Linked DNA regions of Homo sapiens: regions 2, 3, 4, 5 and 6 are each linked to region 1. A link is an interaction called in ENCODE POLR2A ChIA-PET data of the cell type or tissue named here. Cell type or tissue: OCI-LY7. All regions are shown on one strand.

What was found. Peaks named below come from ENCODE experiments on the same cell type or tissue, not always from the same donor. Only the 100,000 strongest peaks of a DNase experiment are listed, where the experiment ranks them.
Region 2: POLR2A ChIA-PET joins it to region 1 with 6 read pairs; 1 of 35 experiments calls an interaction of 5 or more read pairs at or near these places.
Region 3: POLR2A ChIA-PET joins it to region 1 with 6 read pairs; 11 of 35 experiments call an interaction of 5 or more read pairs at or near these places.
Region 4: POLR2A ChIA-PET joins it to region 1 with 5 read pairs; 2 of 35 experiments call an interaction of 5 or more read pairs at or near these places.
Region 5: POLR2A ChIA-PET joins it to region 1 with 9 read pairs; 3 of 35 experiments call an interaction of 5 or more read pairs at or near these places.
Region 6: POLR2A ChIA-PET joins it to region 1 with 7 read pairs; 8 of 35 experiments call an interaction of 5 or more read pairs at or near these places.

Annotation. Positions count from the first base shown.
Region 1 is chr13:50,914,495-50,918,494 of GRCh38, forward strand. The region is part of intron 1 of RNASEH2B (ribonuclease H2 subunit B); the gene reads left to right. Among named protein-coding and RNA genes, the nearest start is that of RNASEH2B-AS1, 5.8 kb to the left of the region's middle. RefSeq lists enhancers at 409-498, 2,697-2,846. In OCI-LY7, CTCF peaks have their summits at 1,285 and 1,486; DNase peaks (open chromatin) are centred at 549, 1,277 and 2,457; H3K4me3 peaks cover 3,167 bases; H3K27ac peaks cover 3,427 bases.
Region 2 is chr13:52,615,362-52,619,361 of GRCh38, forward strand. It overlaps a transcript of HNRNPA1L2 not described here. Among named protein-coding and RNA genes, the nearest start is that of LINC00345, 17 kb to the left of the region's middle. RefSeq lists enhancers at 1,479-1,598, 1,989-2,208. In OCI-LY7, no CTCF peak of the experiment used is centred here; DNase peaks (open chromatin) are centred at 630 and 2,070; H3K4me3 peaks cover 2,606 bases; H3K27ac peaks cover 1,605 bases.
Region 3 is chr13:50,127,076-50,131,075 of GRCh38, forward strand. The region is part of intron 2 of DLEU1 (deleted in lymphocytic leukemia 1); the gene reads left to right. Among named protein-coding and RNA genes, the nearest start is that of DLEU2, 3.5 kb to the left of the region's middle. RefSeq lists a silencer at 3,260-3,359. In OCI-LY7, CTCF peaks have their summits at 1,530 and 1,738; DNase peaks (open chromatin) are centred at 1,516, 2,206, 3,396, 3,866 and 1 weaker place; H3K4me3 peaks cover 3,722 bases; H3K27ac peaks cover 3,282 bases.
Region 4 is chr13:51,040,524-51,044,523 of GRCh38, forward strand. It overlaps the pseudogene GUCY1B2. Among named protein-coding and RNA genes, the nearest start is that of C13orf42, 69 kb to the right of the region's middle. In OCI-LY7, a CTCF peak has its summit at 3,608; no DNase peak of the experiment used is centred here.
Region 5 is chr13:50,663,210-50,667,209 of GRCh38, forward strand. No RefSeq gene overlaps it. Among named protein-coding and RNA genes, the nearest start is that of DLEU1-AS1, 140 kb to the left of the region's middle. In OCI-LY7, no CTCF peak of the experiment used is centred here; no DNase peak of the experiment used is centred here.
Region 6 is chr13:50,809,079-50,813,078 of GRCh38, forward strand. The region is part of intron 2 of DLEU7-AS1 (DLEU7 antisense RNA 1); the gene reads left to right. It also overlaps a transcript of DLEU7 not described here and the pseudogene RNA5SP28. Among named protein-coding and RNA genes, the nearest start is that of DLEU7-AS1, 3.2 kb to the left of the region's middle. In OCI-LY7, no CTCF peak of the experiment used is centred here; a DNase peak (open chromatin) is centred at 2,143; H3K4me3 peaks cover 1,238 bases; H3K27ac peaks cover 1,362 bases.

The sequences.
Region 1 (4,000 bases):
TAGGAGTCTCAGAGTTTTCCAGCATAGAGCGTGTTTAACATTTTCCACATGAATCTCAGTCTGGCTTTGTTTTTGCAAAATGTTTTTCGGTGGGACCCGACTGACCTTTCTCAGATGGCCACTGGATCTGCTCCCCTTGCTATCTATCTGAGCACGTTCTGAAGTGGATGGACTTCAGTTGCCAGTTGGTGTAATCAGGCTGTTTCCAGAGTCTGATCTTGTCCCTTTAGTAACTGTTCCAAAATACTTGGGACATTTATAAGTAAGAACTCATGACTCCCACATATTTATCCTCCAGGTCAGAAAAAAATTCATAAAAGGAAAGCAAGCAGTGTTCATGATTTTTTATTTGAGTAACAGAATAGGGACTGCATGGATTCTCCCACATCCTCTGAGACTGTGATTTTAAAAAACAAACAACTCAGTCAGTGTGCTCCAAAGCCTGGCTATAATAACACAGACTTAAAAGCTAGATTTATGCTATTTATTAGCTCTGTGTCATTGGGTGGTTTACTTCCTCACTATAAAGCCTCACTTTTGTCATCTCCACAGTGGGGAGAAGAGTACCAGTCTCATGGGGTTGTTATCTGTGGTTTGAGTTACTCATAAGCTTTCTTACACCTCAAGCTTTTAGCCCTGGGCCTGGGACAGAGTAGATATTTCAATAAATATTTACTGAACGAATAAAAGTCTCACATTCCATTTCTTCCTGCAATGTCTTTGCTTATTCTGCTTTTTCCTCCCCTTCTACTTCTATCCAAATTCTACCCTTTCCTCAAGGTTCCATTCAACTTTATTTTCCACAAAGCTAAGCCATTTGCTCCAGCTCAGCTTCTCCGTCTTGACTTTGTGTCTGCCTGGAATCCTGCCTGCTCTTCACTTTATCTACCTGGCAAATTCCTACTTATCCTTTAAACCCAGCTCAAGTATCACCTCTACCAGGAAGCCTTCCCATGGGTCTCTCCTCTTGTTACTGCCCAGGTTCGTGGTACCTCTTTGACCACCTACACATTTCATCATGATTATTCATTTAAGTGCCATTTTTATATAAATATGTATTGAACACCTAATACATGCCAGGAGCTAGAGAGAGTCCAAGTGTGTTTTCCCTGAGTGGCCATTTCGCTTCTCAGTGTGGGCACCTCAGCCTTCTGCTTCAGAGCACAACCTCCAAACAGTAGAGCATGTCACGTAGGATTTCCAGGCCTTTATTCAGAGCTACCTTTATGACTTCCTTGTCTAAGGATGACTGTTTGCTAAAGCAGAATGGGCCACCCCGTGGCAAGGGGATGTAAGGGATTTGGGGCTGCATGTTCTAGTCCCTGTTTCATTATCTGTCCCCGAAACAGCTAAGCTGGAGGCTGGCTTACTCCTCCGAGGGCCTAGGTCTCAACATTTGGTAAGGCTCTCCTGCATGATTGGCTACCTTTGCCTGATTGTTTTTAAAGATTTTTTGTTATTGTTGTTGCCTTTTAACCTTCTTTTGACCAGTTAACTCTACATTTACACGTTTTTCTCACAGTGGTTTTTTTTTTTGATAACTTTAAATAATTAGAATAATAATATTTACCCAGTATAGAAATTCTAGTAATATGGGGAAAAAAATAAAGAATAAAATAATTTGTCCATCATCCTCACCCAAAATAAAAATTTTGGAGATATTTCTTTCCAGTTTTTTCATGTTGTTTACATTACAAAATGAATTCCAATCTTCTTAAATTTTTTTTTCTTATTTTTCTATTTTTGCCTTTATTTCATTGTTTACCCTTACTACTTATTTAATGTAACACTAAAACACTCAGGGAGATTGGGGTTACATAAAAGTTTATATGGTGCTGTTCTACATAAAATTGGAGAAAGTTCAGTTGATTTAATAGAGGTAGGGGCTGTTTTTTTCCTCTTAATTTTGATAAGGACAGAAACTCACACAGTGATATGAAACAAGTTGACAAAGAGAATTTGTATTTTAGGCTTTGAACATTGAAGAGGTGTAATACTTATTGCTTCAGACAGTAGACAGTACATATTTGGAATGGGTTATCTTTGAAAGTGGATAAAGATTGAAAATACAAATAGGTGCAAAAGAGGTAAAGATACATTTACAGAGCTGTATTGGACCCAATGGCAAACTAGGATGTTTCAAAAGCCATTCAAAGCAGGTTACATTTTTGAGGACAACCATAGCCTCCTGCAAACATCCCTTGGTGTGCTTTCCTGAAACCGGATACTGGTTTGAATAGCCTGTGAGTCTGCCTTAGTATGGAAATTGCCATTTTTTAATGTGGGGTCAGTGCACCTGGGTTGTGTGTTACAAAATCAAACATGAACTTCTTTGGGAGTTCCTTAGCAGGTTCACATCCTCCCAGGAAGGAGCAGGGGTGGTGGAGAGCATAGGACATCTGGCCCTAGGGTGTTGCAGCAGCAGGAGTCCAGGGTTTCTGCCTCTCTGAGTGTTAACTTCCTCTTCTCAAACTAACTTCCTGCATTTAGTGAAAAACTGGTTTCACGTGATTCCCAAGCTGCAGATCCCCCCAGTGTCTGCTGGGAGGGGTCTCTCCTCTTAGTTCCAGTTTGAAACCTTTCAAAACAGCCTTCTGACTGGTCCTGCTGTGGTCACATGCAGTCCCACCCTCCACCACCTATTGTAGCCAGGGAGGGGCAGGCTGTAAGCACAAGGTGGGAGAGGAGGAGGACAAAGTGGGCACTTGAGGCTAAAGAGTGCTTTTCTGGAAGAAGGAAAGGGTACAGGATAGACAGCAGAGGAACTAGCTACCACGTCGTTTCACCAGTGGGACTCTGAGCTCTGGCCAGAAACCTCAGCCACTCATGAGCTGTCTTGCCTATGGCCAACATTAGGGGTTTCTCAGTTGCTGGTAGTCTGTTTGACTGGCTTGTATATAGGTATAGCAGAGGTTTATTTGTATGGAGAATTGGGTTCTAGTTGTAACTTGTACTTGCCTTCATTTAGTCAAAGTTTGTATAATTTTTAGGAAGCCCAGCTTCTAGGCCTGCAACTTCTAGCTGTTATAACTTTGCAAAACACTTTCATATAATTGTATTTGACCCTCTTGATGACCTTGGGAAGCAGTTAAGGCAGGCTTTATTATCACCATTTTGCATATCAGGAAACCAAGACTCAGAGAAGTCAAGTAATCTGTCAACATACAATAGAAATCCAGTGGCAGAGACTGTCAGCTCTCTCAAGTCCTTTTCCAGGACTCCTGCATGTGCCAGAGGCCACTCTGCTGACTGAATAATGATGCCTCACCACTGTGGGAGAGGCCAGAGGACCAGGAAAGGCTGGTCTCAAACTGCTCTCAGTTTGATGACTAGGGACCAGACATACCTCCTTCCCTGGAACCAAACCTGGTTGCTCTCAGTCACCCCAATCAGGTCTGTCTTTTCTAGCACTCCACAATTTTTCCTGCTTCCCACATAGTTCATGCTCCATCCATGCTCCATCTCAGTATGTTTGCTGGTCTTTGTGGCTCTGAGTTGGCTGTGAACCTGAATATTTTTACTAGCTTCTTCACCAGTGCACAGGCTGTTCCTAGAAACATGGTTGTTGATAGGGACAGCCCTGAAAGAATGGAGATTTTGTCTTCTATGGTCCTGCTGAAGGCTAGTTTCTAATTTTTATATTTATTTATTTATTTATTTAGAGACAGAGTCTCACTCTGTCGCCCAGGCTGGAGTGCAGTGGCACGATCTCGGCTCACTGCAAGCTCCGCCTCCCAGGTTCACGCCATTCTCCTGCCTCAGCCTCCCGAGTAGCTGGGACTACAGGCACCCGCCACCATGCCCAGCTAATTTTTTGTATTTTTAGTAGACACGGGGTTTCACTGTGTTAACCAGGATGGTCTCGATCTCCTGACGTCGTGATCCGCCCGCCTCGGCCTCCCAAAGTGTTGGGATTACAGGCGTGAGCCACTGCGCCCGGCCTCTAATTTTTATTTTTTTCTCCAAAGCTTCAAAAGAAAGTTACACTTAGAGGAATCTA
Region 2 (4,000 bases), 1.7 Mb after region 1:
AGGCATTTGGAACAGCGTGGATGGAACTGGAGGTCATTATGCTAAATGAAATAAGCTAGGAAAAGAAAGACAAACGTCTCATGTTCTCACTTATTTGTGGCATCTAAAAATCAAAACTATTGAACTCCTGGTCATAGAGAGTAGAAGGATAGTTACCAGAGGCTGAGAAGGGTAGTGGGGAGTTGGAGGGGAGGTGGGGATGGTTAGTGGGTACAAAAAATATAGAAAGAATAAGACCTATTTTAATTGCGCAATAGGGTGACTGTAGTCAATAACAATTGTATATTTTTAAATAACTTAAAGAATGTAATTGAATTGTTTGTAATTCAAAGGATAAATGCTTGAGTACTCCATTCTCCATGATGTGATTAATACGCATTGCATGCCTATATCAAAACATCTCATGTATTCCATAACTATATACACCTACTATGTACCCACAAAAAATTTAAAAATAATTTAAAACAGTTTTTTAAAGAAAATACTGATGAAATGAATGGAATTAACTAATTCAAAGTTTTCTAGGATGTGGTAGCAACTCTCTGAAAATCGTCCCCCAGTGGCCACTGCTGCTGGTACTTTCAGGGAAGTGTGGTTCCTTCACTTTGAATCTGGACTGGCCCTGTGACCCATTTTGCACCAATAGAATGAAATGAAAGTGATGTCATGTGACTTTCAATGCTGTGCAGCTTTAGTCTGGTGTGAATGTTCACTCTAAGGCAAGCCAGCTGCTCTGTAAGAAGTCCAAATATAGGCCAGGCCCAGTGGCTCACGTCTGTAATCCCAGCACTTTGGGAGGCCGAGGCAGGCCGATCACGAGGTCAAGAGATCAAGATCATCCTGGCCAATGTGGTGAAACCCCATCTCTACTAAAAATACAAAAATTAGCTGGGCGTGGTGGTGCATGCCTGTAGTTCTAGCTACTCGGGAAGCTGAGGCAGGAGAATTGCTTGAACTCAGGAGGTGGAGGTTGGAGTAAGCTGAGATTGCGCCACTGTACTCCAGCCTGGAGAGAGAGAGAGACTAAAAAAAAAAAATAATAATAATAATAAAAAGAAGTCCAAATATGCTGAGATGCCATGCTGTGAGGAAGTGCAACCCAGCCAGGTACAAAAGTCATGGGGCAAGCTGGCGCAGTGTCTCACGCCTGTAATCCCACACTTTGGGAGGCTGAGGCAGGTGGATCACCTGAGGTCAGGAGTTTGAGACCAGCCTGGACAACATGGTGAAACTCCCGTCTCTACTAAAAAAATACAAAAAGTAGCCAGGTGTGGTGTCGTATGCTAATCTGGAGGCTGCTAATCTCCAGCTAATCTGGAGGCTGAGGCAGGAGGATAGCTTGAACCTGGGAGGCAGAGGTTGTAGTGAGTCAAGATCACGACACTGTGCTTCAGCCTGGGCAACAGAGTGAGACTTCATCTCAAAAAAAAAAAAAAAAAAAAAAAAAAAAAAGCACGGGGCAAAGGTGTGGAGAGAGATTCAGCTAGCCCCTGTTTCTTCCAGTTACTCCAGCTGAGGCATCAGATGTGTGGGTGAAGAAACCACCAGACGCGGTGGCTCACGCCTCTAATACCAGCACTTTGGGAGGCCGAGGCGGGCGGATCACGAGGTCAGGAGTTTGAGACCAGCCTGGCCAACATGCTGAAACCCCGTCTCTACTAAAAGTACAAAAAAGAAAAAAAAAATAGCCGGGCGTGGTGGCGCACGCCTGTAATCCTAGCTACTCAGGAGACTGAGGCAGGAGAACTGGTTGAACACGGGAGGCGGAGGTTGCAGTGAGCTAAGATCGCGCCACTGCGCTCCAGCCTGGGCGACAGAGGGAGAGTCAGTCTCAGAAAAACAACAACATAAAAACAGACTGATCATCTGTAGTTTTTGCACAACTGATCACGCCCTCCACTATCTTGTTCGGCGGTCTCGGCGGTCTGGAATCCTCCTAGGCCAGCGAACCTTACTGAACACTGGCGAGGACTCCGCCTCTAGGAATAGAATCGCGGGGTAGGTGGGGTCGTCTGGAGGTAGCTGGCTCCGCCCGGCCCGCGGGCGAGTCCGGAATACAGTTACCCACCTCAGTTGCCCACCGGAAAGCAAAGGGAGAGGAACCCGCCAGACCAGAAACGGAAGAGAGCGCGGGGGATGTGTTTGGCGTGGGGCGCACTGTTCAGTTGCTCTCCTGGATGGCTTTATGTCTCCGCGGTGTTTCCTAGAGTCTCGGCGTTTCTACCTCTTCGCACCCTTTCCTGCCACCCTTTGTCCCCTGGAAGCCCGGAGACATCAGCGGCTGCAATTTTGCTACTCGCTGCTCGGCGTGGAACTGTCAGGTACCGCAGTTCAGCACTTTTGGCTCCGCAGGTCCTCGGGCATCCCTGTGCCCCGTGCTGTACATTCAGTTATCCTCCAACTTCCTGGTGTCGATGTTATTACCTGCTGGGTTTTAGAAGCTATTGCTTTAAATCTGAGAAAAGAAAAATCCCAGAAAGATAAGATGACTTGCCCAAGGAAACATAGCGTGCGTGGAAGACAGAGCTCCAATTACAAGCCGGGTCGCTGTGCCTCATTCGTCTTGTCATCAACTCCTGTCAGTTTATCCAAGCTCCAAAAGCGAAGTTGTTTTAGCTTTTGCTTCCCAAGATTTATGTGATAGTCTCATTTCTGTTTCCTTCATTTATTCTTTAGTTCATTATTGGAAAACTTTACAGCGTGCCAGTACTGGTCATAAACCCCAAGTAAGACAGTCTTGTCATCACGGAGCGTGTAGTTCCAGCAAGTAGACAATTTAAGTGCTGTGTAGTGAAGTAATTGCTGAGATAGTGTATGGAAGCACAGAGTACACCATTCATCCAACAAGTAATTGCTGGAGGAGCAAATAGGGACACCTAACCATTGCAGGGGCGACTCAGGATATCCTTTCTGGAAGAAAAGTCTGATGAAATCTGAAGGACCACTGGTTGAAGTTAGCCAGGAAAGAAAACGTGTTGCAGCATACTTGGTTTTGCTGTTTATCCTCCGAGTACTTTATTGTTATGAAAGCCTAATTCCACTGTGTAACTTCCATGCATAACACTCAGAAGCCAGTTAAGTACAGTGCTGAAGCAGGTTAGTAGCAGTGAAGATGGGAAGGACCAGCTGAATGGAGGAGAAAAATTGCCCAGGTAGAATTAAGGGGATGTGACATCATGGGATAATGGTAGGGTGGTCAGAGATAGCAAAGATTTCAACTGGCTGCTTTGGAGGATTATGGTATCCTTAACGTTAGCAGAAGAATGCAGATCCGGGGTTGAGAAAGATTTTTACGTATGTTATAATTTTTGGAAAACAGAAAAAATCTGTTTATGTCAGGGGGCATTTTAATATAGAAGTGTGAAAAATGGAAAATCAGTCTGAAAGGGGACGTCTTAAATGTCGTTTTGAAGGTGTTGCATTTGAAGTACTGATGAGATACTGTCAGTGGAAACAAACTCAGGTGGGAGGTTAGGTTTAGAATTTTATGTTAGTGTTATGGAGTTACTTATACATAATTTTCCTGTAATGTAGATTGCTTTCTGTGGTATGAAAGCAGTCTTGAAAGGAAACATTGTAGTAAAGATTATATGTGAGATTCATTCCCCTGATTACCACCTTTCTGTTAAAGTACCTTTAATATTAACTTTATTTTCTTTTTTTGAGACGGAGTTTTGCTCTTGTTGCCCAGGCTGGAGTGCAATGGCACGATCTCGGGTCACCACAATCTCCGCCTCCCGGGTTCAAGCGATTCTCCTGCCTCAGCCTCCTGAGTAGCTGGGATTACAGGCATGCCCCAGCTAATTTTGTATTTTTAGTAGAGATGGGGTTTCTCCATGTTGGCCAGGCTCCAACTCCCGACCTCAGGTGATCGGCCCGCATTGGCCTCTCAAAGTGCTGGGATTACAGGCATGAGCCACCACGCCCGGCCAACTTTATTTATTGTTATTATTATTACTAATTATTTTTGAGATGGAGTCTCACTCTGTGGCCCAGGCTG
Region 3 (4,000 bases), 790 kb before region 1:
TGTTTGCTGGGCTTCCAAAACGCGGAGCTTAGTCGACCCCCCAGCGAACCGGACGGCGCTTTGGTCCCCTCACACCTAACGGTACTCAGAGCCTGGTGCGGGAGCTGGCGCGCTCGCTCCTGGTTTCCTTCCAATTTAGGCAAAGGCCCTGGCCGCCCGTCTTCCTGCTTCTGCTGTGCCCTGCCACAGCACTCCTAAGACGGCGAATTCGTTTCTGCGCCAATTTTGTTTTGAATATCTACAAACCACTTTTCCTTGCATGAAGAAAACAAGGCAGGGCCCCCTGGCCCGTCCCACACCTGCGAGAGGCAGAGATACAGAGGCCTCGGGCCTCAGCCTTCATTTCCCCGCCCTAGCTTCGCGCCAAGCTGCAGTGTCCCCGACACACTGTCAGGACACGCGCTTTTCGCCCCTACTTTGTTCTTGCGCAGTCTTCCCAGCTGCGGAGAGGAGGGAGCGAAAGCAAAACGAAAGCACCCGGGGCGCATCAGTTGCAATAGCTTCCCTGAGCGCGGCCGTGGGAGGCCAAGATCTGAGGTCGCGAGGCGACGGTGGGGGCCCGAGCTGCGCAGAAACTGGGTGGGGGCGGTCCCTGGAGGGCGCCCGGGAGCTGCTAGAAGTTGTCCGGAGCCCCTCAACCCCCTTGGAAAAGCGAACGCGGATGTTAATATACCAACTCCGCAGGGAACTTTTGGCCCGGGTCTTGAGCTGAAATTCCAGACTGAATGGGACCGTGCTGAAAGTTCGACGAGGCAAAGGAGTATGGCGCGGGGGCAAGCTTTGACCCCCGGCTTCGTATCCTCGGGAGAGGCCGGGACTCCGGCTCGCCCAGCGAGGGTGCGCAGAGGCCTCCTGGGATTCTAGGCCCACAGAATTTTTGCTCCAGTGAAGTTGGATAAGCACTCCGCCTCCCCGCAAAAACCAGAGTTCTCGGCTTATAAACACTTCAATAAACTCTGGTGACATTCTCCGCGCTCGCTCCTTGCCCTCGCGGCAGTCACTGCAGGGACAAAGGCGGCCTGCGCAGACTTGGAAGAGGCGCGGCCCGCGTGGGCGGCTTTACCGGCCAAAGACGTTTTCAGTTAAGGGGAGGCATCTTCAGAGCTGAGGGTAACTCCCCACAGCCACCCCGCAGGTAGGGCAGCCAACCCCAATCTGGTCAGCTTAAAAGTGTCCTCGGTTTCGCCCCCTTTCCCAGCGAACCAACACTGGCAGATTGGCCTGCGAGCCGCTCGCTCTGTTGCTCTAGCACATTTATGTAGCCAAACGGTCGAAGAGCCCCATCTTTAAGCCCAATAAACACTTAACTTTATTCTATTTAATAACACATTTTGTTGTGGCAATATTTGTGGATTTTGGCAGGTATTAAAATCTGGTGATCCTAAATGAGTCCAATGTGGAAATGCAGTATTCTCTATGAGTAAATAGTTCTGTGCTTCCTCTCACTGGCACCTGACGCAAGGCGCAGCCAAGGACTATTACACCTCTGGCTGCTCGGACGCATCTTCGCACTGCGCCCCCTCGCTCTTTAAACCTGGGAGACTTGTAATTGTGTACCTGTTTGCATTGTTTAGCCTATGCATCGCAGATTATTCATTTTACTAACAGGACTCAAAAACAGCTGTAATTTTCAAAGATGCACGATGGAGTTCGCTTAGGCGAACCTCGGGAAGGCAGTCTTGGTTTCCTGCTAATGTTTTGCCGGTAACAGGCAGTAGTCAATCCCAGACTAGCTTTGTTGGTTTTTATTCCTCCCCTCTTTACCACAACGGCAAATACCAGAAAGTCCCAACTGTAAAAAGGGCGGCCCACTCCGCCCAAATTTCTCTATACGATGCTGAGAGGCGAGCTACAGGTGAAATAGACTCCTAGGCACTTCTCTTAGAAAAAGCCTTCTATTTCCTCTTTGAAAATACTTAGCAAAAGCTGTTTTTGACTTAACAGACTATAAAAATGCCTACTTTCACCATGCTCGCCCTTTGGTTTCATACGAAGCCACTTTTCTCACTTTCTTGCAAGTTCTTTTTTTCCTTTGTAATATATTTTTGTGAAACAGGTTCGATTGGGTTATCTTGCTAAACTGTCCGTCTAAAATTATGAAGTTGATGTTTTCTACTCTCCTTTGTTTAAACAAAAAGGACGCACACGGATGTGAAAGCCCGTGGTTGCCTTTATTCTGCACGCCACCTTTTTTTTTTTTTCTCTGCGTTCACAAATGATGCTTTGCCTGGGCTAGGTTCAGACTTCAGTACCTAAAACGTTATGCGTCTGGGCAGTCCCCAAGAGCTATCGAAAGGCCAGCCTTGCTCACCCCATTGGAACCAGCATCAGAAACCTCGATTTAGAGTCCAATTTGGAAACAGATCCGTGCCTTTCTCGGTGAAATGGGAAGTTGCCTAAACGATGCATCTGGCTTTAGATTTTATGGGGAATATGATCTGGAAAAGGGAACGCCTGTTTCAGCTGGGGCAACACGCCCCGCGCGGGTCCCCTGGGGCTTCTCCTGCAAACAACGCGCGGGATCTCGACCCGCAGGGCCTCAGTCGACCTCTGCGCGCCAGGCTTGGGGTTGACCCCACACCAGCGCGCTCCCTTCCTGGCCTCGCCTGGGGTCTCTGGCAGTGGCTGACGAGGCTTTTTGACCAAAGGAGAAAGTTTGAGGCTGCAGATCACATGTCCTTAAAGGATCTGGGGAGAGGGAGAGGCTCTTTGCAATTGGTGCCAAGAAACTCGAACATCCCGCGCTCGCCGCGAGGCGAAAAGAACTATCCTGGGGGAGCACAAGTGTTCCCGAGACTTTGCCAAAGTTTCCAGAGTCCGGAGGTAGCTTGCCTCCCACCCCCGCCCACCACTGGGTTATTTCCTAATCCCCTCTAGGCTGCCTCGGGCGAGGACCCAGGCGGGGCCCGGGGTGGCGGAGCAGGGAGAGTGGTGGGGAAGATGGACCTTCCTTGTGGCCGGCTCCTTCGGCAGTGGAAACCTCTAAGGGGTTAAAATGGCGCGGCTGGATGGGCGTGGGGAATGTTGCCAGTGTTCGGTCCCGACTCAGGGGAGAAACGGGGTGGGGGTGTGGGGATCCCGGAAAGGGCCGGAAAAGCCGGGAGCACCGGGAGGTGTGAGGCCAGAGTTTCTGCTACTGGGGGCTCTTCCAGGGAAGACGCTGGCGGGAATAGGATGGGGCTGGCAGCTGGGGAGCCTCGCGGTGGCTATTGCACGTCTCGGCCCCCCTGGACAGGGTTATGTCAGGAGAGCGCCCTGGCACCGAGCTCTGGCCGCTGGATAAGATACTCCCTCGCCGGCTCCCTCCGTGAGCGGGGCTGGGCGGGTGCGGAGGGGCGGGCGGTGCGCCTCGCCGAGCCCGGGGCGCTGAGGTCGGCAAGTCGTCTTCGGAACTGGCGGCGGCGCTTCTCCAGTCGACGTGGAAAAAAAAATCGTCTCAAATAGCACCCCTCGGTCTGCAGCCCTTTAACACTGGTAAAGTAGATAACAAGGAACTCTGCTGAACGAGGGAAACTCAGTTTAGAACGTCCCAGAGTTTCCAAGTTTGTCAAGCGACTGGGAATCTTGGTCGCCGCGTGGAGAGCTGCGCCCATTTCCCCTTCCAGAAGAAAACTGAAGGCGTATTCCTCCAAAGGAAGGCTGCAGTCAGGCGCCACACAGAACACAGGCAGTCCTCTCCGGCCGATCTCGGGCTCGCCTCTCCCAGGGCCGTAGGGAGCATCTTTTCTGAGCAGCCCCGGGAGGGCAGCTCCGGGCGCTCTCCGCGCTGGGCCCTGCCGCGGCCGGTGCGTTACATCAGGAAACGCTTGGTCCGGTTTTCTGTCTGCTAGTCAAAACAATTGGCTGAATCTCGAAATAACTTTTTTGATAGTCCGGAAAAGAAACATGACAAATAGACTCACCATCAGGCTTGCGTCAGAGAACCATTTTCCCCAGACTATAGTGAGATTGTTTTTTTCATTAGTTGCAGGAACTGATTTTTTTATGATTTACCTACCTG
Region 4 (4,000 bases), 130 kb after region 1:
TCCGCTGAAGCCTGGTAGAGAAGAAGCCTCCTGGTTCCCGTCAAACCTTGGAACAGAGTAGTCAGCCCTACCAGGGCCACAGCAGGGGGCCAGGGGTCTATCTGGTGGCAAGCAGGGGTGAGGGACAGGGCGAGGTACCTTGTTGTGTACCCACTCGGTGTCAGGCATTTTGCTCACCTTATTTGATTTCTTCTGTAGGACAGATGAAACCCCCTGGGTTGTTGTCCTACAGAAGAAATCAAATAAGGTGAGCAAAACGTCACAGGTATCATTGCTGCATTACCAGGGGAACATTTACCCCAGGTTACATTATCAGGAGCCGGTGTAGCCAGGGGGCTCACCCAGGTCCGTCTGATTCCAAAGCCCTTGCTCTAGACATTGTCGACTTCCCCTCCAGTCTGTGGGATTAAGCATCAGCCTTGGAATCAGCAGACCTGAATTCAAGTCTCCATTCGTGGCTGGTTGCACAGCCTGGGTTACTTGTCCCATCCTCAGAGGAGAATAGTGAAGAGCAAACGTTATAATGCCTGATTTCAAGACGTTGTCAATTTTGTGTTGTTCTTATTTTTAAAGATGTGAGTGCAGAGAGGCTTGCTGGCATTTGCTGATAGCTAACTGTTGAAACACATTTTACTGTGGGTGTCTTCGCAAGCAAAGTCTAGACGGACACAGCTGTGCCAAATGGCTGTTGTGTGTTGTTTTGAATTTTGTCGCTTCAGATCACTAATAACCCACTTACACACTAAGTAGGCACTTATTCATATACAGAACAATTCCTTATGCAATGCTCAACCTGCCATCTGGTCCCCTCCTGAATTATGCTAATTGGAAAGCACAGAGCTATGCAGTGGCAGAGCGGTCTGGAAAAGTCCCAGCAATTGCTTCAAGGTAGGGAAATTGCATTCTGAAGCCCACATGGAAAGCAAAGCCCTCACTAGTGGTGACTAAGCACACTTTTTCCCTTGTCAAAGGGAGGATTTTCAACTGACCAGTATATTTTGTTAGACAGTAAAATGTCCTTCCTGTAGCCTTTCCTTTGGATGGGTCTTGCTCTCTCAGACTCATGGGAGTTGGAGACATACAGAATCACGACGGGCTTCCTGGGGCTGTCCTGATTCCACATCTCATACATGTGTTCACTCGATTTTGCATCCCAACTTCTTGTTTGAAAAATGCATTCACCATACTCATTTACTCTTTCAGATAGATATAGGCCAATAGATGTTATGGAAATAAACTACAAGAAGAAAAGATTCCTGACATTCAAAGCTAGGCAGAGAGAAACCACAGTGATGTACGTTGGCTTTCGGTGGAAAGGTGATGTGGGCCAGCCCACACATTGGTCTGTAGACTGGCTGCTGCCTCTACACATGTTGGTTGGGTTGGGAATGTGACGGCAGTGGGGCAGGTATGTGATGGCATCTCACTGCTGGAGGTACTGCCACACCGTTTGATGTACATGAGCACAGACAGCCACAAAAATGGACTGGGGTGATATGATATATACAGAGTATTTCTTTCTGGAGATATACAAGCTGATTCAAGTTCTTATATTAGTCCACTAGGGCCACCACGACAAAATGCCATAGATGGGGTGGCTTAAACAACAGATATTTATTTTCTCAGAGTTCTGGAGGTCGGAAGTCTGAGATCAAGGTGATAACATGATTACTTGACTTATAGAGGGTCACCCTCTCACCATGTTCCCATGTGACAGGGAGTGAGAGAGCCAGTGCTCTGGTATCTCTCCTATAAGAGCTCCAATCCTATCAAGAGGGCCCCACCCTCATGAGTTCATCTCAACCTAATTATTTCCCAAAGGCCCCATTTCCAAATATGAATTTGGGGCATGGGGGCACAATTCAGTCCAGAGCAGTTCTTAGGTTAAAAGATATTTTTAGAATCTTGAAAAAGATCTGCATCCACCCTTGAGAGCATGAAATGACCAACTTTTCCTGTGAAGGGCAGATAGTAAATAATAAATGTTTTCGGCTTTGTAGGTCATATGGTCTCTGCGCAGCTACTCAGCCCTGCCACTGTAACACAAAAGCAGCCATGGACGATGTATAAACAAAGGGGCACGGCTGTGTTCCAATAAAACGTGACTTACACAAACAGGCAAGGGCCCAGATCTGGCCCATAAGCTGTATGTAGTTTGCTGACCACTAATCAGAGAGCTCAGAACATAATTTTTTTTTTTTTGAGACAGAGCCTTGCTCTGTTGCCCAGGCTGGAGTGCAGTGGCACGATCTTGGCTCACTGCAGCCTCCGCCTCCCAGGTTCAAGTGATTCTCCTGCCTAAGCCTCCTAAATAGCTGGGATTACAGGGGCAGGCCACCACGCCTGGCTAATTTTTTTTTTTTTTTTTTTTTTTTTTTTTTTGCATTTTTAGTAGAGATGGGGTTTTACCATGTTGCCCAGGCTGGTTTTGAACTCCTGACCTCAAGTGATCCACCCACCTCAGTCTCCCAAAGTGCTGGGATTACAGGCGTGAGCCACCGCACCTGGCCCATAATTTATTTTATTTTATTTTATTATTTTTAAGTTCCAAGGTACATGTGCAGGATGTGCAGGTTTGTTACATACATAAATGTGTGTCATGGTGCTTTGCTGCACAGATCAACCCATCACCTAGGTATTAAGCCCAGCACGCGTGAGCTAATTTTCCTAATGCTCTCCTTCCCCCCGACCCCCACAACAGGCCCCAGTGTGTGTTGTTCCCCTCCCTGTGTACATGTGGAACATAATTTTTTACCACAGCCATTTGAAGTGAACAGCAAAGCCTGTCTTCTTATAAGGGACAGTATCTAGAGGTACAAAACATAGAAATACCCCCATCCTTCCTTCAGATTCAACATTTGGCTGACATTTACCAAACACCCAGTATGTGCCATGCATGTTGCTAAGTGCCTTACATTTGTTATTTGATTTAATTCATTCCTTCCCACAACCCTGTAAGGTATTATTCCTTTTGCAGGAGATCAACTCTCAGTGAAATTCTAGCCCAAGGTCACACAGCTGGTGTGACGGAAAAGAATCCACCCTCCATTCTCATTCTGGAATAACAACGAGATGTTCTTTCGCAGAGGGCTCAGACCAAATCAAGACTACACGATACAGCCACTACGTCCTTCTGCTGCTGGGATCCCTTGGAATAAAATCAAGAAAAGACTAAAGGTGGGCTTAATTTCACTACCCATTGTAAGCTTTTTTGCCGTTTTATTTCCTAAGCTCTGTCAAAACTCCAGATTTTCAGCTCAAAAGTAGTCATCTCTCATTACAGAATTTCCACCTAATGATTTGTATTCTTCCTGTGGAAGGAAGGTTACTAGATGCTCCTCTTACTTAGCTAGAAGAAAGGAGGTAATTGCAAACCACTGGACTTGCTCGTGGACCTCCTGCCCTCACTAGGATCACAGATGTGCAGAATTGTCAGCCACAAGGGCAGCACCTAGGCTTTGCCTATGTGGGGTGGACATATTAGGATCAAGAGGGGATCTGTCTGTCTGGTTTGCAAAAGCATATTTAACATCGTAATCGCATACTTTTAAAAAAAATTAAAGTGATGCTTAAGAAAACAAAACAGGTAATCTCTTTGGCAGGTGTGTCAAGCATAAAGGCTGACAGGTGACCCTCTGGGGTGGCTGTGCTGCTGCCACCTGTTGAACAAAAAGGCCATAGCTGGGGAGCAGAGCTGAGTCGAGAACCCAGGTCTCCAGGCCTGCAGCCCCTGGGAGCAGCACAGTGCTGTAAAGAGGACACATCCCGCTCTCAGACTCGAGCGCAGAAAGCTCGATGCTGTGTGCTTTTTGATAACCCAGCCCCACAGAAACCTCCCCTGGTGTTAGCTGCTGGAGAGACAAAAGGGCCTGGGAGTCCCCCCAAGACAGGCTGGACAGGATAGGGGTGAGGTTTGCAGGTATCACTGACACTTCCCAGTTCCTGGGCCAGCTTTGGCCTAGAATCTCTCTCTGTAAGCTTCTTTGGAGAGCGGAGCTGG
Region 5 (4,000 bases), 250 kb before region 1:
CTGTTTCTTCCTATTCTGTCCCCTTACCAGCACTCTAAACTCAGTTATTAAGGCCATAATCTACTGGATGGAAGGACTGACAAAGGTGCTTAGATAATAATTATTGACTTGAATTAAATGGAACATATTTTTCAAAGTTAATAAAATTTCATGAAAGCAAGACTATCCCAGAAATCTGCAGCCTATGTTTAACCGAAGCCTTGGTTACATTCCGTCCATATCTACCTGAATTAGTACAGAGAAAAATACTACCTTTCTTACTATGTATGAAAATTATGCTCAATTCTTAGTATACTGATCAATTATTCACTCTTTACTAACTTTCCTGGAGATAATATTAGTTAACCTTACTTGGCTCTCAATACGTGCCAGGCATTATGCTAAGCACTTCCCATATATTTTCCCATTTAACCCTCACAACATTTTTAGATGTTGCTATTACTCGGGCTGAGATATTAAGTTTCTTTATCAAGACCATGTATCTGGTGGTGCCTAATGCGGGACCAGTTATGGTAAATATGACCCTAAAACCCATGCTTATTTGACTCTATATTAAACACTGGTAAGAAAAGCATGGTTCTGTAGGATCAGCTATACTTGAGTTAATATCTCAGTCCCATCACTAATTAATAGTATGTCATAGGGCAAGCTGCTTAACCTTTGAGATCTTTAGTTTCCTCATCTATAATAACTGAATTCAATTCTTTTCTGAAAAACTCTGAGAAAAGGGTCTGGTAAGATGTCAGTAGTGTTATAGGTGTCTGATAAATATGATCACACACACACACACACATATGCGCATACTTTGTCCATATTTTTATTTCTCTTATTGTTGCCTATTTCATACCGTCTGTTATTTAACTCTATCTACTTTATTCATTTATACATTATTTTTCTACACTCTAGTCAGGGCTTGTGAATTAACTGCTTACCAGTGGTTACATATTTATTATCAATTGCACAATTGCTTTATGTAGTTCTAGTAAAATGTTACTTCAAGTGTAAAATATGTCTAGTTAAGAGCAAATCACACATGCTAATAAACAAAATTGACACAAGCCATTATTTACTGAGCTTAAAGCTGGTGTTTGCTGAAAATCCTCAAGTCATTTCATTTTTGCTGAAGACTCATATTTAAGTAATTGTGGAACAGACATTCATTACTGTCAAGCCACACTTCTCTCTGCCTTTATGACAAAGAAAATAGCCTAGCATTAAGTTCATGTTCTACAGAATTATTTCTCATTAGGGAAGAAAAGTCAGAGAGAGTTCTAAGAATCCTGGACTAAATGTAAAAGCAATGCATCAGTACTGTCTGATATGTTATTTATAAACTGGCCTGAAAGGTAATCATATTTTAGCATACTTGCTTTTAGCCTGTTCATCTAGCTTTATCCTATCCCCTTGATAGAAATACATTGCTGATATAAGTTTCCTTGGTTTGTTTAAATATTGAGGTCTGTTTAACAACCACTTTTGTTCACCCAGGCAGGGAGCCCATCTGTGCCACTGGTGTGGGTGAAGATACCTGCTACCTGCAGGTCATTTGCAGGACTTGTCACCTTACAATACTGGCCAGAGAAAGGGCTACAGAGAAGGGCTTAGTTTCCTAACTTTTCTGATAAGAATCATCTTGAGCACTTGTTAAGCATATGGCTTCCCGGGTCTTTCCCACTAGACATCCTGATTCAGTGGGCTTGGGCATTTAGGGCTTAACAAGAAGCCCAGGTAACTTTTCAAACTTATCTTCAGGTAAGTTTGGAAAGCACTGTTATCAAGGTTATACATTTATAAAAATAAAAGTACCTTTTTATTTGAGAAAATGGATGCCATTTATCCTCTTGTGCTCTGTTTGGCAAGCAGTTCCTAGCATGCCACTGGGCCCTGACCGTGGGGTATCAAGCGACCATCTGGTCAGAGCTGCCCATCTGTCAGATCCACCAAGTCTTATGGTTGGGTGGCCAGCAGCAATCTATTGTAAGATGGACATGGTGTGTCTGGGATTGGGCACAAATAAGCTGCACAAACAGGTGATCCTTACCCCAATCCCCATGTCACCCTCCACTCTTACACTGGTGTCTCTCTCAGCACAAACATGTGGCCACTTGGTGAATCCCTTATTACCAACTGATAGAGGAAGCAAAAGGCTAAGCTTCATTCAAAGATGGAATGCTATTCTCTAGGACACAATACTGTACACTGGAAACCAACAACATTATATATGGTGCTGTGACTCCAATAGGTAGACTAAATGTGCCTAGGAACTAAGGGGTAGAAGTAGGAGTAGCCCAATTTACCATCATTCCCAGTGACCCACTTGGGGAATGATAGATACAATTTGGCTGTGTCCCCACCCAAATCTGACCTTGAATTGTAATAATCCCCATGTCAAGGATGGGGCCGGGTGGAGATAATCGAATCACAGGGGTGGTTTCCCCCGTGCTGTTCTCGTGGTATTGAATAAGTCTCATGAGATCTGATGGTTTTACAGACAAAAGTTTCCCTGCAGAAGCTCTCTTGCCTGCTGCCATGTAAGACTTAGCTCCTCAATCACCTTCCACGATGACTGTGAGGCCTCTTCAACCATATGGAACTGTGAGTCAACTAAACCTCTTTCCTTTATAAATTACCCAGTCTCGGGTATGTCTTTATTAGCAGCATGAGCACAAGTCTGTTCTCATGGGAATTTGTGCTTCCTTTCCCTGCAACTTTAGGCTGTATGGGTTATCATGCCAAAAGACCAGCATTAAAGGAAAAGAGTCACTATACAGGTAGGAATAACTGACCCTGATCACCAGTAGGAGGTAGGGACATGTTACACAAAAGATGCAACAATCTGAAAGTCTGGCATACTGGTTGATAAAATTTGACTGTGTCCCCACCGAAATCTCATCTGGAATCATAGTTTCCATAATCCCGACGTGTCGTGGGAGGGACTCAGTAGGAGATAATTGAATCATGGGGGTGTCTACCCCCATGCTGTTCTTGTGATAGTGGATAAGTTATTATAAGATCTGATGGTTTTATAAGGGGCTTTTCCCCCTTTGCTTGACACTTTTCCTTCCTGCCACCATGTGAAGAAGGACATGTTTGCTTCCCCTTTCTCCATAATTGTAAGTTTCCTGAGGCCTCCCCAGCTCTGCAGAACTGTGAGTCAATTAAACCTCTTTCTTTTATAAATCAGTAAGTATCAGGCAGTTCTTTATAGCAGTGTAAGAACAGACTAATACACTGGGGAACCACTGGACTAGTGTGTTTTAGTATGACTGTATGCAATTTTGGCAATAAGTAAGCAAGTACAGTAGCCACATCCTGAGAAGAACTTGCTGACAAAGGATTCAGACCTTCAGGAATGATGGTTTGGTCATTCCATCTGTGAACCACCTAGAACAGCAGACGTAATGGGTAAGAGTGAAGGGAATCTAGAATGGGCAGTAGAGAAGGGAGACCATGAGTATCAGTTGCAGCCTAAGACCATCTATATCAGTAGGGGCTGAAGTTCATATGCCAAACCTTTCTTTTATATATTTTCTCAAGAGATGAGACCAACCAGAATCCTGGAGAAACTGCAGATGGGGTAAATAGTGTAAGTAAATGGGTCTGAGAAACTGGGTGCTCATTACTGGGCTTTAGGGATCTGCAGCGTGCCACCCACATTCGCCCTTCAGGGCCCAGGGACTGATTCGCCCAACTGCCAGGAGAGTTGACCTCTGATGGCTGTGTCCATATCTGAAAATTGCCCTTGACTGATAAGAGCCACCTTGCCCGATAAGAGCCACGTTGCCCAAAGTATGTCCTGGTCTGGGGATATACAATGACTAAGAGATGTGGGGAATATCACATTGGTGTCATTTGCCTCAGTTGTAGACAACTCTGAATGGCCTTCCCGGCTGCTGTGGGGATTGGTTGAGATCTCTCTTGCAACTACACTGAAGTCCAACTTTTCCCTCTGTCCAATCCTGCTTCCCCTGTTTCTTCTGGGTGTTGTTCCTGAGAGCAG
Region 6 (4,000 bases), 110 kb before region 1:
ACTGACCCAGGCCTAAAAATGATAATAGCAACTTGGTGGAGTTATCTAAAGTTTGACAACCTTTCCTCACCAACCGGCAGCCCCATAGGACATATTAATCACTGCAGTTTTTACCTTGTACCAGATATTTAGAAAGTAAAACCGAAGAAATTTATTTCCATGTGTTTTGGTTGAAAAAAAGAGACGTTTCACTCAATCTATTCCAGAAAATATAGCCACTTTGGGACTGAACATTTCTTTCCATCTTAGCCCAAAGGCAATCACATTAGGGACGTTGTATGCAATTGGGGTGATAAAAATTGAGCTGTGGTCTAACCTATTGCATAATTTTCATTCTAAAATTACTTGACGCCGGACATAATGGCCCCATCAGTCAACCTATCATCTGGCTAGTTAAATGAAGTAAAATAACCTCAGCTGGTCTCAGAGGAGTGAGAATTCAACTGCCTGAGGGGTTGAGATTTCCTGAGAGTTTGTTCTGGATCTCTGTTGGGTCAGCCAGCATGCAATCTTACCTTCTGTCTCCACGGAAAAGCCCATTCAGGCCAAGGGAGAAGCTGCTTTAGATGAAGGCTGTAACCCAAGATGGAAACACTTAACCAGGCCAAAAACACTTTTTTCTTTTTGGTGGATCCAGTGCACAATGATTGTTCCTAATTAGGAGGTCTGACTTGAAAAGTTCTCCCCAAATGCCAGGAGAAAGTTCTCCTTAAGTGTCTTTGCAAAAAAGATACAGTGGGACAGAAAGTCAGTATTGATTTAAGGAACACAGCTGCATAAACAATGTTCATTCACCACAAGAAGAAAATTTATAGTATTTGTCAGGGAAAAGTAAACACGTTAGGGACTCTGTTTGTGACACAGTGTCACACATGATCCTTTGAGCCAGCAGGGACAAGAACAGATCAACAACAGAAGCAGCTTTCTCATGATGCTTGGGGTAGCACTTTTTTTTTTTTAACCTAACCCATTTTCTGCTTCATATTTTAAGAGGACATTACATTCAGACCATTGATACGTCTGTGGATGTTGGGGAAAGAGAGGAAACTATAGTGATGAGTCCTCTACCATCCTCATTCTCTATACTTTCCGGAAAAGAAATTCTGGAAAAAAAAAAAAAAAAAGCTAAAAAGCTAAATTCTCTTAAGAATTTCAGTGGTTGTAGGCATTCACTCCTGAAGCTATTTTTCCCCCAGGTTTGGGATTTGGCCCAGCCTTACAGAAATGTTTTCCAGACTTTAAATTTCATGGAGAGTTAAAATTGGTTTTAAACCCAATACAGAGTTTCCATCTTTTAATTTTACAAAGAAAGGTCATCTAAACAAAACAATATGTTTCTACCATCTATTATTACCTTTGCTTTCTATAAGATATGAATGTTTTAATACCAAAAGGGAAAGGCAAGAAAAGCAAGGATAAAAGCCTCAAAATAAAGGATAAAGCCCAATCCTTCTCATTTAGCTATTGAAAGTTGAAGACTATATCAGTAAGTGGCCCTGGTCCACAGACGGGCATTTGGAAATCACCGCATTAGGGGAAAGGCCACCGGGAATGTCTTGTGCCAAGGGCTGTAGAACACAGAGGTGTTTTGTTGTGTGTGGTTCATGCAGAGCTGTCATACCCATAGCTGTTCATCATACCCGTATCTCAGCAATCTATAAGTGTTGTTAAAGGGGCCTTGGGAGGAATTCAACTGTTGTGAATTTTTTAGTTTATTTTAAAGTTTGGCAAAATTTATATTATACATCCCTGGATTCTTAAATCTTTAAAGCCCAGTGGAATTTCAAAGAGCTTAATGATGTTTTCCTTTTAATGATCTTGACCCCAGAAATTCATTTTTAAAAGTAGTGTTACAGAGATAGAAAGTGTTCTGAACATTTTCAGGATAACCTGTGGTACCAGTGAACATACACAGACTTCCTAGGGGTTCCATGCAGGAAAGTGTGTATGTGTGTGCTTGTATGGGTATGCATGTGTGTGCCTGCATCTGTTTGCATGTGTGTGCATGCGTGGCAGCTGGAAGCACCTACCAGGGAGAGCCCTACTTTTGCTTGTCAGGGCCCCAGAAAACTGCAACTTATTGCTCTGACTTAAATTGGCAAACTATAAAGGTCACTTTTGGTCCTTTTTAGAAAACATCTAACCAGAAAAGGGAAGTGCAAATTAGAACAGTTTAGGCAGAAACTGAAAGTTAAGAACCGAGGGAAGGCCTTTAGAAAGAGAAGTAACCAGAGAGGTGAGAGGAAGAACACCAAGAAGAAGGAGTGCTCATATATGCCAGACTTCTTACAAGGAGTCCTCAGGCCTCCAGCAATCCATGGCTTTACTGAGAGCTTTCTCCTCTATATAGCACTCCTATCTATTAAATAGACATGCGTAAAATTGGCTAAAACCTCCTGTCCCAGAAAGGATTGTGATGATGGGCATTTCTGAGAGGGAAGTCTGCTCACCTGTGAAACGTTCCTGGCAGAACTTCTGTGGCTCAGTCCAGGAAGAAAATGGACCCATCAAATGGGTTTAGCATTGAGGCTCCCTTCCTAGCCATTGCCAGCCTTCCAGCACTAGCCACATGGCCTGCGGATGCTAAGTAGGAAAGCCTAGCTGCCCCAACAACCTGATGTGTTTTAGCTTTAGGGCCTTACAGAGGGAAGCCTGGATCAGGAGTTAGAAGAACTGGACTTGTCTTCATATTTAAATGCCTGTAAGATGTCTGGGCATGGTGGCTCATGCCTGTAATCACATCACTTCGGGAGGCCAAGGCAGGCGGATCACTTGAGGTCAGGAGTTAGAGACCAGCCTGGCCAACATGGCGAAACCCCATCTCTACTAAAAATACAAAAAATCAGCTGGGCATGGTGGCAGACTCCTATAATCCCAGCTACTCCAGAGGCTGAGGTAGGAGAATCACTTGAACCCAGGAGGCAGCAGCTGCAGTGAGCCAAGATCATACCATTGCACTCCAGCCTGGGTGACAGAGCGAGATTCCATCTCAAAAAAAAAAAAAAAAAAAATCTGTAAGATGAAGAAAGTTGGTGAATATCAGTGGGGTGTTTTGTTTTATTTTATTCACTGATTTACGGTATTTTTTTCAGTAGCAGAACCTATTTTCAATAGAAATGCGATTTGAAAATCAATATAAATGCATAAATATAGAAGCAGCTTGATGGTGTGTAGAAGGGGCTGCAGGAGTGGACACTGGATCTCAGACCTGAGGGGCCCCCGTGGACACTGCTGATCCCAACTGCTCTGAGAAACTCCTCTTGAGACCTCCGGCGAAGATGCATTTCGGGTTTGACTGACATTCTTCCAGCCCTCACATCTGCTGACTCAGGGCTAGTGCTACAGAAATCCCACTTGGGTGTGCACATGTGGTTAACATTTTCAAAGGGGAGTTTTAGTCTGTATGTAGGGTAAAGGCAAGAAAGGCCATGACAAGATCAACAGTTTACTCAAAACTAAGCCCAAGAAAAGCAGTTATAAAGGTCCTGTCTCCATGCATCTGAGGTGTAGCACAGCCCCTACCACAGTTATGTCTGCAGAGGGGCATAAACTTCAGTCTATAAAAACAAACAGCTTTACATCAATCACAATTAGGATTCAGGGTGTTACTTGTTGATATATGTGAATAGTTACATATAGCTATATATGTATAAATAGTTACATATAGCTATATACGTATAAATCCAGTTATACATATGTATGTATATGTATAAGTCTTCTCAGTAAAGCCATAGGTAAATAAATATTTAAAGTAATGGAGGAAATTCTTAACATGAAAGTAGCAAAGACTGTAGAATGACAGAAAAAAACCTCTAAAAATTAAAACTTCTGCTTAAGGTTTGATTTGAGCTGTTGCCTTTGAAAACCCAAATGGTCCGAAAAGATAAAACACCAAATAAATTTCTTTTAAGCCCACAGCACCCGTTATTCCCACGTGATCCCTTATTCAGATACTAACCAGGCCCGCCCCAGCTTAGCTTTCAAGATCAGATGGAACCAG